Linked DNA regions of Homo sapiens: region 2 is linked to region 1. The links are chromatin contacts, found by POLR2A ChIA-PET in ENCODE. All regions are on one chromosome and are shown on one strand. The core of a region is the stretch at or near the end of the contact, and the rest is flanking DNA. Distances in the headings are between cores, read along the strand shown.

Region 1 (5,260 bases), core at 1,533-4,032:
CTGGCACAATCTAAGCTCACTGCAACCTCCACCTCCTCGGCTCAAGGCTTCCACCCACCTCAGCCTCCCGAGTAGTAACTACAGGCGCAGACCACCATGCCTGGCTAATTTTTGTATTTTTCATAGAGACAGGGTTTCACCATGTTGTCCAGGTTGGTCTTGAACTCATGAGTTCAAGCGATCTTCCCATCTCAGCCTCCCAAAGTGCTGGGATTATGGGCATGAACCACCCAGCTATATCCAGACTGTTGATAGTTGCATATCTCTAGCCTGAATGTAGAAGATCCTGGAGTCTGATCTCTTCTCCAATATTTTGTATTTGTTGAGTCATTTCCTCTCAAAACTCCCAAGCCATTTCTGCTTCATAGTTTGAATCATAACTAATAGTCAAAAAAAAAATTGTGATGGTTGAGAGGTTGGCTGTGCCCATATCCCTTTTTGAAGCTCTCTCTGCCCTTCTTCAGGGTGAGAGAGATGGACTGTGCCTTTGTTCCCACATCCTAGCACTGGCTGAAAGAAGCGACATGTGCTATGCTACGCCATTGTCTCTGGGGTGTCTAAGTTGCATCCAGATGTAAGAACACCAGATACAGCACAACTAGACTCACCAAGATCAGGCCCTTTCACCAGGGAAGTGCCTAATGTTCTGGCCTACTTTTATTGAGGGTTGATAGAACAAACAGCTATTGGAAGAAGGTTTGCCAAATAAATATTTGAGATGGTGTTCATCGTGTTGTTCGATGTTCCCTACATAAGGATTCATATAATATATTGTGTTGGAATTAAGTGTCAGTATAGTTAGTCTCTCCTGTTGAACTAACATATGTCTGCAATGGGATTAATACTTTCTGGAATTGTCTTTAGATACATTTTCATGTCCTGTAAACCTTGTTGTTCTGGAGTTTCTTGTACATTGGGGTAATGTCTGAGTCTCAGACAGAAAGCTAGATGTCGAGAGAGTCAAGGTTTACTAAATTCCTTTGACCCTCTTTTAGCACATCAAGAGGTAGGCCTGACTGACTACATTTTAGAAGATGATGAAGGAAAGTTTATCTCTCTATCCTCATAGACTATGGGAAGGGGAAGGGGGATAGGGAGAGAACAGGTAGATCAGGCACCAGAGCTCTTCTCTGCCACTACCATTATTACCTTCCCCACCTTCCCCACCAGTGTGTCAGGGCACAACCTAGAAAGTTGGGAGCTTTTAAACACATGCTTTTAAAGCATGTCTGAAGGCCGCAGGGAGCGTCTGGGCTGGAGGCACCCTTCTCCAGGTACGCTGGGTCCAGGAGAAGCACCCACATGAAGGCCTGGAGGTAGCGCAGGAAGTAGGAGGTAGGGGAGCCTGAGACAGCACCTGAGCAGGTGTTGAGAGTGCCAGCAGAAAGGCAGAGGCCTGGTGACAGGACTGAGTGACCACTAGGAAAGCTGGCAGGGACCATGGGCTCCAGCGACAGCTCCTGGCACAGCGCCCCAGAAAGCAAGATGGGGCCATCCCATCATAGCAGTCATGAGCTCAAGGAGCAGGCTGTGAAGATCCAGGCAATGCCACGGGAACCCAGGGGCCTCCCTCCTGGGCTGTGCAAGACTCTGATAGGAATCACCTGCCACACGGGGATTCAGCAGCCAGAGAGAGCAGTCTCCAAAAGGCTGACATTTACGTGAGTGAGCCAAGTTATCTATGAAAGACAATTTTGATTACTAAATCAAGCTTGAAATTTACCAAATTGGATACAATTTAGGATTTTACCCGCCTGCTTCCCAGTGAAACTGATAAGAAGACATTCATTATAAAGAAAATTTTAGCCAGGTGTAGTGGCATGTAAGCTACTCGGGAGGCAGAGGCAGGCAGATCACTTGAGCCCAGGAGTTTTAGTCCAACCTGGGCAACACATCAAGAACCCATCGCTAAAAAAAAAAAAAAAGAAAGAAAATTGTAAAAGTTACACTTTTTCCCCACAATTGCATTGTAGTGTGAGTAAATGTTTCCCCACTGCACATCCTTTTTATGAAACTAAGATTTATCTCATTGTGGCCTCTTTTCAGCTGCAGAGCTGACTCGCATGTTACATTCAGTGACAACAAATGTTCTTGCACAAGTGTGGAAGGGGCACAAGAGTTGGAGTTTGGCTGGCCTGGGTTTGTGGCCTGGGCTGGATTGTGACTTTTGTAGACTCCAGGCACTTTTATAGTTGTGGACTCCCTCCTCCATTAAAAAATTAAATATATGTTACTATTGTGTTGGCATAAAGACGAATCTATTAATATCATATATTAAAACATTTTTTCAACCTCAATGTTCTCTTCTCTTCTTCTGATTTTAAAAGAAATTTTAAAACATTTTAGTGGGCCCCTAAGAGTATCCTGGGCCCTGCGCCTATTGGAGAAGTCAGCCCTGCTTGCACCTTTGCCTGCCCTGGACATGCCTCTTTGCTTGTCTTCCTCATCTGTAAAATGGGGTTGCTGGACTAAATGATGGAGTGCATTCAAGGACACGGCACCTGGGGTAAATAAATGTGGGTTTCCTTTCTTCATCTCCATGGACTTGATTTTCTATTTCTATTTTCGTGATCTTGCGGCATATGTGGTTTTCATTGTGAGTCACCTTCAAAATTCTCTTTGGAAGTAGGTGGGGTATAAATTATAAATAAAAATTCCTTTTTACTTCCTCAGCACTTAGCACAATGCCGAGCTTTATATTCCCAATCCTTGTTTGTTGACTGTGCCGGTAAATGGCTCTCTCCCGGCCAACCTCCGCCCACCACCCTGTCCCACCCCGGCCTGACTGCTCTTGGAGGAGGCATCCTTTCTGTCTTTCTTTGGCCTCTTCTCTCTCCCTCAGAATTCTTCTTTCCTTAGTGGCCTGTGCTCAGCTGGCTGTCAGAGTGAGGAAGGTGCCCACTAAATGTCACACGGTGAGCTGGGTAATATTGCCACAGCCCCACGAGGCAGGGTGTGTGCCCTGCTCCACCCCGGAGGATGCTGTGGCTCAGCGAGGAATTGGCTCCACACGTGGTGGGACTGGGATTTGAACCCAGGCCTGTCTGGCCAGGCAGTGGCATGGTGTGTTAAGCCTCCATGGTTTGCAGTTTCCAGCAATCTGAGGGGATTTCTTGGCACTGTTCAAATCAAACCCTACTGGAAAACGTGGAGGTCCCTCGAGGTGTGTGTTCAGCTTTGTCACCGTCCCTCAGGCCCCACCATTCACCCAGCTGGAAGTTTGTGCTGAAACTCTCTTCCTAAATATTAGAGGGGAGCAGTGCCACAAGCAAGCGGGGAGGAACCGGGAGCCACACAGCTCATGCTGGAGATTCAGTGGTATGTCCATCAAGAGGGTGGCTACCAAACACATTTCCTTTATTGGCCGGACTTTAGAGTGCTCAGCTCCAGGACTTTAAAACGGCACCAGAGTGTTCAATGAGCTTGTATATGTGAGGCACTTACAACAGCGCCTGGCATACGTGTTGGCTGGAGCCGAACCGAATGCACCGAATCATTCAGCGCACATTGAGCACCTACTGGGCTGCGTGCTGGGAAGATACACATGAATAAAACATCTTCCCACTTATTCAAGAGAAGGCAAAATAAAAATTGCCCCGCGATGGGATAGAATCTGCAATTAAAAAGAAGAGCATGTGCAAGTTTATTTATGTCCTATTACACAAGCTCCTCCATTCTCCACCCCCACCCCCACCCTCTCAATCTGTCGCATTCAGGGATCTGGGGCTCTGAGCATTTGCTTGAATTAAACAGATTCAATGGCATGTCAGGGTTGGGAGGAGAAATGGAGAAGGTGGAAGAATGAGATGGAGCGATTAGTTAAAAAGAGAGATGTTGGTAGTCAATGCACAGATGCCTCCTCCTGGAGAGGAGAGGAGGTCAGACAGACCTGGAATGTTCCCTTGGGAACAATCATATTATTAATAACTGTGATAACGATGCGTGCTACTGAGTGCTCCCAGTGCCAGGCGCTGCTCTAAGCCTTCACACAGATGAGCGTATTTAATTCTCCCAATCCCCTAAGGAGGCAGCTTCTATCATAAACCCCATATTAGAGCCCAGAGGCTCAGCAGGGGGCAGTGACTTGACCAAGGGCACCACCGCCAAGAGGCAGCCTCCTGCCTGGAGGCTGCACTTGTCCTGTGGCCTTCACACAGGTGCCTGTGACATTGTGAGACAGGTGAGGTCAGGGTGCGGTATACAATACCACTGCAGACTAGTTGGAGTTTAGAGCAGAAAGCAGGAGGTCGGACTGGTGGAGTTTGAATCCTGGCCCACCATGACCAACTCTGTGACCTCGGCCAATGTCTTTCTATGTCTCTGTTTTCTTATAAGTGAAATGAAGATTGAGGATGGTGATGACGACACCACCTCCTGGAGTGGTTGTAAGGCTTTAACACAACTGTGCACACATAGGGTTTAGCAGGGCCTGCCCAGACGAGCAGGATACATGGCAGGCATCCCTGAGCTCATGATTTGTCCCTAGGAGAGCTCGCCCTGCCATCATCCAGGCAGATGAGCTCAGGCTTCCAGGCTTCTGCACTCACAGATGAGGGGGCGAGCTCAGGACAGGCAGTGGGAACCACAGGGGGAGAAATGCTAATGAGAAGTGACCCCACCCATGGAGCCTGTCCCCAAACTGATGAGCATGTTGGGAAATGTGCCCAAGTGTGGCAGGAAATGCCTGTGGAAATGCCTTGGACAGGGGCAGCCGATGACTGGCCACGGGGACACTGGAGGACATCGCCTGGCCTCTGCCTCCAAGCAGGGCACCGTCTGGCTGGGGACAGAAGCCTCTTCACACGAACCAATGAGTGGCCCAGGCGGGGTCTTCCCAAGGGTCACCTGCAGCGTGTGGTTCTGGCCATCGGAAAGAAGAGTGACCAGTGAGCCGTGGGCTGGGAGCCTGTATGGGCAGAAGGCCAAGGGGCTGTAGGAGGTGGCATGTGTGTGGGATGCTGTGACTCAGCCACTCACCCCAAGGACTAGCTTCAGGTCTGCTTGCCCCACCTTCACTTTTGACCAGGCATTTCTGATTTTCTCTCCTTTTCCTCTTTTTGATGAGGGACAGCTCTGTTGTCATAAGTGAGGCACAGCCAAGGCCAAGGTCTTCCTTTCCAGAGCTGTTCTGGGCTGGGCCGACTCTGCTATTTGAATGTACAGGGCTCATTCTACAGTATGCCAATAAATGTGCCCATGAAAAAGAAGACCTTTAGAGATGTGCTCATGCAGATGATTCTATCCCACCTGTCACAGAGGG
Region 2 (5,497 bases), core at 2,998-5,497, 8.7 Mb before region 1:
TCATATGTGATGAATTATCTTTCTACCTCTCACAATGTCTAAAATATTACACTTTGTCAATCAAACATTCAAATTTAAGTGAGTGTTTAACCCTGGGCATTTGTTAAAACTGTATGTTAGCAGAATAACACAAAGCAAAAACCTGTGATGTATGGGTCTTTGCAAGAGGAGAAGTGCATGCTTCTTGAAATTGATCTTCATTAATTCCAATTTCTTTGAGGTAACCTTCTAACAGCTTTTCAACCTAAAAAAACAAAGTTTAACTTTTATAATTACATAGAAAAATTCTACATGACAGTTTGCATATTAAGTATTTAGTTTAGAAAAGTATCATCGAATTTTTTGCAAATATTAATCTACATATTACATGACAGTGACATTGTCTTTCACCAAAACACAAATTAAAAGTTAATATTTTTGCTGAAAATCACATGAAATTGTATTTCTTCTAATAGAAATAGTTGAAGTCAGGATTATGAAGTTCAATGTGGTACAACTCTTCTGCTACCCAGAGGCATTTTTTTTTCTTCTTTTCTTTTCTTTCTTTTTTGAGATGGAGTCTCACTCTGTCACCCAGGCTGGAGTGCAGTGGTACGATCTCGGCTCACTGCAACCTCTGCCTCCCAGGCTCAAGCAATTCTCCTGCCTCAGCTTCCTGAGTAGCTGGGACTAGAGGCGCCTGCCACAATGCCCGACTAATTTTTTTTTTTTTTTTTGGTAGAGATGGCGTTGCACCATGTTGGTCAGGCTGGTCTCGAATTCCTGACCTCAGGTGATCCGCCTGCCCTGGCCTCCCAAAGTGCTGGGATTATAGGCATGAGCCACCACGCCTGGCCTTTTCTTTCTTTCTTTCTTTTTTTTTTTTTTGAGACAGAGTCTTACTCTGTTGTCCAGACTGGAGTACAGTGGCACAGTAATGGCTCACTGCAGCCTTGACCTTCTGGGCTCAAGAGATCATCCTCCCACTTCAGCCTCCCAAGCAACTGGGACTACAGGCACATGCCATCATGACTGATTAATTTTTGTAATTTTTATAAAGATGGAGTTTCACCATGTTGCCCAGGCTGGTCTCGAACTCCTTGGCTGAAGCAATCCACCTGCCTTGGCCTCCAAAGTGCTGGGATTATAGGTGTGAGCCACTGAGCCCCACTGCCAGAGGCATTTTTTAAAATCACAAGACAGGCTGGGCAGTGGCTCACACCTGTAAACCCAACACTTTGGGAGGCCCAGGCAGGTGGATCACTTGAGCTCTGGAGTTCCACACCAGCCTGGGAAACACAGAGAAACGCCATCTCTACAAAATACAAAAAAATTAGCAGGGCATGGTGGTGCACACCTGTAGTCCCAGCTACTCAGGTGGCTGAGATGGGAGGATCGCTTGAGCCTGGGGAGGTTGAGGCTGCAATAGGCTGTGATAGTGCCACTGCACTCCAGCCTGGGTGACAGAGCAAGACCCTGTCTCAAAAATAAAAAATAAAAAAATCACATGACAACCATGACGAAGTGAATAATTAATATGTCCCTGGATGCGTCAACAAAATAAGAATAAGATATAAAGAATACATGCAAGAACCCATAAAGAGTTGTAAAACCATTCCTTAGAGTAGAGGAGATAAGTCATCCAAATGAGATATTCAGAGCACCTGTGGAGACAGATATAACTGGCACTATTGTTAAGGTAGATTGGATTTTTGTAAAATTAAGGATTTTTAATGTAAAAATATTTTTCTTCATTTAGAAAAGCTATAAGTAGTATTAGCCTAATTACTTTTAAAAATCAGTGAAAAAAAATACTCACTAGTTCTTTGTATTCCTGATGAATCTCTGTATAGGTCAATTTGCTTTCTTCTTCATCATCAAAAACTAAATTTAAAAGAAAATATTACATAGTGTAAAAACCAAATCATTTTATTAATGCAAATTTAAAAATCCACTCCTTCCAAATAGAACTGTCAACCTAGCTCTTCAGCTTTGAATTCTTAGGGTTTATCTTTTAAAAATATATAAATGAATATATCTAAAAATATATACTATTGGCCGAGCACTGTGGCTCATGCCTGTAATCCCAGCACTTTCGGAGGCCAAGGTGGGTGGATCACCTACGATCAGGAGTTCGAGACCAGCCTGGCTGATGTGGTGAAATCCCATCTCTACTAAAAATACAAAAATCAGCCAGGCGTGGTTGTGCGCGCCTGTAGACCCAGCTACTCGGGAGGCTGAGGCAAGAGAATTGCTTGAACCCAGGAGGCGGAGGTTGCAGTGAGCCAAGATTGCACCACTGCACTCCAGCCTGGGCGGCAGAGTGAGACTCCATCTCAAAAAAAAAAAAGAAAAAAAAATATACACACACACACACACACACACACACATATATACTATTAATTGTAAACAAGCTTTTTTGCCTACTTGAGAAAATATTTAAAATGAATACTACCTCATATTTAAGACAAAAACACATTTCAATCAATATGAGGCAATAATTTCTTCATAACTTTTAATGTAATATTATTGTTAATGGTTAAATCCTTTTACAATAGGTTCCATATTATTTTATTGTACTGGAATTTTGCTGATGTAAATGTTACTGAAAGTGACCAGGCAATTTTTGTTACCACAGATAAATAATGAAGTTAAATAAAATCAAAACAAGTGTTTACTGAATGATCATATGTATAAAACAATGCAGTGAGCCAAGATCACGCCACTGCACTCCAGCCTGGGCAACAGAGCGACACTCTGTCTCCCAAAAAAAAAAAAAAAAAAGGAGTACAAATACAAGTTATTTTGTTTTTGAACATTGTTAAAAAATTACCTGTAAAAATAACACTTTAATAACTACGATTTGAATATTGATTATAGCAATGAAAATGTAATGAAAAGATTCAGTGGTCAAACTGAATTTCATCTTTACCAGATTCATGATATCTTGGAATTTAAAGAAGTCTTAAAAGGTCATCCAGGATAACCGACCATTTGATAGCTGAATAGCTGAATCCCTCTAACCCTATTAAGTCGCTATCAGATCCATTCAAACACTGCTGGAGCCGGGAAGCTCATTACCTTCTGAGGCTGGCTAACTCATCTTGGATACATTCTATCATGAAACACTTCCTTCACTGAAATTTGTTTCCCTGTAGCTTGTACCAACTGACCCTAGCTCTATTCTACTCAACCTTACAACACAAAGCAGATGTTCAAATAATTGATGAATACTACTACCCTCAAAGTCTTGCCCGATTAAACAACCACAATAACGCTTGGGCACTCATTTATATGACGTGGTTTCTGGTTCCTTTTCTGCGAATGGGCTGCAAATAGTCTCCACGAACTGAATGCAGAACTCCAAGCCTGAAGAACTGCTCAGAACCCGGAGATGCCTGTCCTTCACGGGGAATATTATGCCATATCTATACGCCTCATTTGTTCCAAGAATGGTCCTGCCCCACCTCGCCAATTTTTGGTATAGCGAAGAGTAGAGAGCTCACCAAGGGGAACACAGGCCACCAAAATCACCGGCTCTGGGCTTCCTGGAGTTATCACATGCCCTCCTTTGCAGTTAACTGTTGGTTTGGAGTGAAATCATTTCTCATTTCCTAAGCTGACTACACCGGGCGAAATGCTAGGGATCATAAGGAACTCAGGTAAACCGACGCTTCTCCTCTCAAGTCTGGCAAAGCTGTTGAAGAAGCCCAGCCAAACAGTCCACCTGCCGAGGGCAGAAACGTTCGGGACAGGGTGAGAGACCGAATTTACGATTCAAGTCTAATGTTCTTCGGACGTGCGCTTCGGCCCCAGAGAAGGGGAGTCTCGGTCCCCGTTTTCAGGTCTGCGAAGGAACACATTGGCAGGGTGAAAGGAATTCCTCCCACACAACCAGCTCTAAACCTGATGACGCGGGTGGAGAAGGTGGTGAGGGGAACGAGACCTTGCGACAGGGGTGGAGACAGGGGGTCGGGGAGACGAGAGATGGCTTGTGGTTACCAACCCCCTGCCCGCCGCTGGTGTGAGAGAGGAGAAAAGGATTGTCGGTTCGGGCTCTGGTTTTTACCTTCACATTTCTGTTCCACAAAGTCCAAGATGGGGATGGACCAGTCTGGGCCTCGCAGGAACCCCGCGATGCTCTCCACTACCCACTCCACCTCGTCTTCTTCTTCCGCAGCCATCCCGCCCCAAAGGGGCAACGGGGAAGATCCCTAGGCCAGACCGCCGGACCCCGGTTAGGCCTTTGGGCCACAAGGAGCCGAGAGGGAGTAGGGGAAGAGCTGGCCCGCAGTCGCTCAGCCCCCAGGATAGAAGCTACCAACCAGTTAATGCAAAATGGTCGCTATGGCAACACACGTAGCCGCCCTAGACCGCGGCCCGGAAGTGAAGACAACTTTCCAGGAGCCTGCGCACTTAGCGGGGAGGGCAAACGTTTGAAAAACGTTTCTGATTGGTTAAAAAAGAACAGTGGACGAGGGCTGAGAAAAGAAGTGTAGCTATTGGCTGGAAGTCATAGACAGATTGCGCTCTCTCTTCTGATAAATGCGTAGGAGCCAAGGTTTAGAAAACGCGCAGTAGACGGGCGCGGTGGCTCACGCCTGTAATTCCAGCACTTTGGGAGGCCGAGGCTTGCGGATCACCTGAGGTCAGGAGGTCGAGACCAGCTTGGCCAACATGGTGAAACCTCGTCTCTACCAAAAATACAAAAATTAGCCTGGCGTGGTGGCGCCGCCTGTAATCCCAGGTACTCGGGAGGCTGAGGCAGGAGAATCGCTTGAACCCGGGAAGCCGAGGTTGCAGTGAGCCACTGCACTGCAGCCTGGGAGACTGCGTCTCAAAAGAAAAACAGGAAGAAAGAAAAGAAAAAAGAAAAGGCTCAGTGAGGGTCTGAGGTAACCGGGTCTCCACCTGACAGGGCTTCAGCGGCTGCAGTTCATCATTGTATCCCCAGCACCTCAGTCCCAACCATTTTCAGACCATTGGCCCAGAGGCGTTTGTAATTAAAGGGTTGTCTGAAAATACAAAGCCGAGCTGTGTGAGACTCGCTGATTGTCTTACGGTCAGTTTGCATCTGTATCTTCAGGCGGGTCTTTAATCTCTTACGCTTGGATAAAGATAACTAGAATTAGGAGCTTTTCAAGGGCAAGAGCAAAGTTAATACTCACTTAAATAAATGCCTTGGTAACCAAATCTTATTATAACTCCAACTCAGCATTTAGGTGGAGTCCATTGTGGAATGGGGTCTTCAGTGGTCATTGTGAAGGTGTTTGGAGTCCCAAAATATCTTCAGACAACCATATATATATATATATTTTTTACATAAATAGGATTATATGTACAGTTATGAATTTTTTTCTTATATCTTTATCTTTTAAAAATATAAATTTGTGCTTTCTTTGCAACTGCATAGTATTCCATAAACCATCCTTTAGTCTATTTTTATTTTGTGAATGTGCACACAGTATCTTACCTGAATGCATGAAGATGATCATTATGTGCCTTTTTTTTTTTTTTT

Evidence for each region. ChIA-PET counts read pairs that join two places held with the same protein, here RNA polymerase II (POLR2A).
Region 2: POLR2A ChIA-PET joins it to region 1 with 10 read pairs in Caco-2. The contact joins the promoter of CFAP36 here to the enhancer-like site in region 1. POLR2A ChIA-PET finds 5 or more read pairs at or near these places in 2 of 52 experiments (Caco-2 and PC-9).

What each region holds. Positions count from the first base shown.
Region 1 is chr2:46,801,818-46,807,077 of GRCh38, reverse strand. No RefSeq gene overlaps it. Among named protein-coding and RNA genes, the nearest start is that of LINC01118, 12 kb to the left of the region's middle. RefSeq lists an enhancer at 3,594-3,888 and a silencer at 3,594-3,888. Within about 2 kb of position 2,782, at least 8 of the 41 ENCODE cell types and tissues checked have a DNase peak (open chromatin) inside an H3K27ac peak, as active enhancers do.
Region 2 is chr2:55,518,468-55,523,964 of GRCh38, reverse strand. CFAP36 (cilia and flagella associated protein 36) reads right to left here and starts at 4,247. Exons shown (of 10, transcript NM_080667.7): 1 at 4,049-4,247; 2 at 1,799-1,863; 3 at 143-244. The coding sequence starts at 4,163. RefSeq lists enhancers at 3,467-3,716, 4,897-4,946.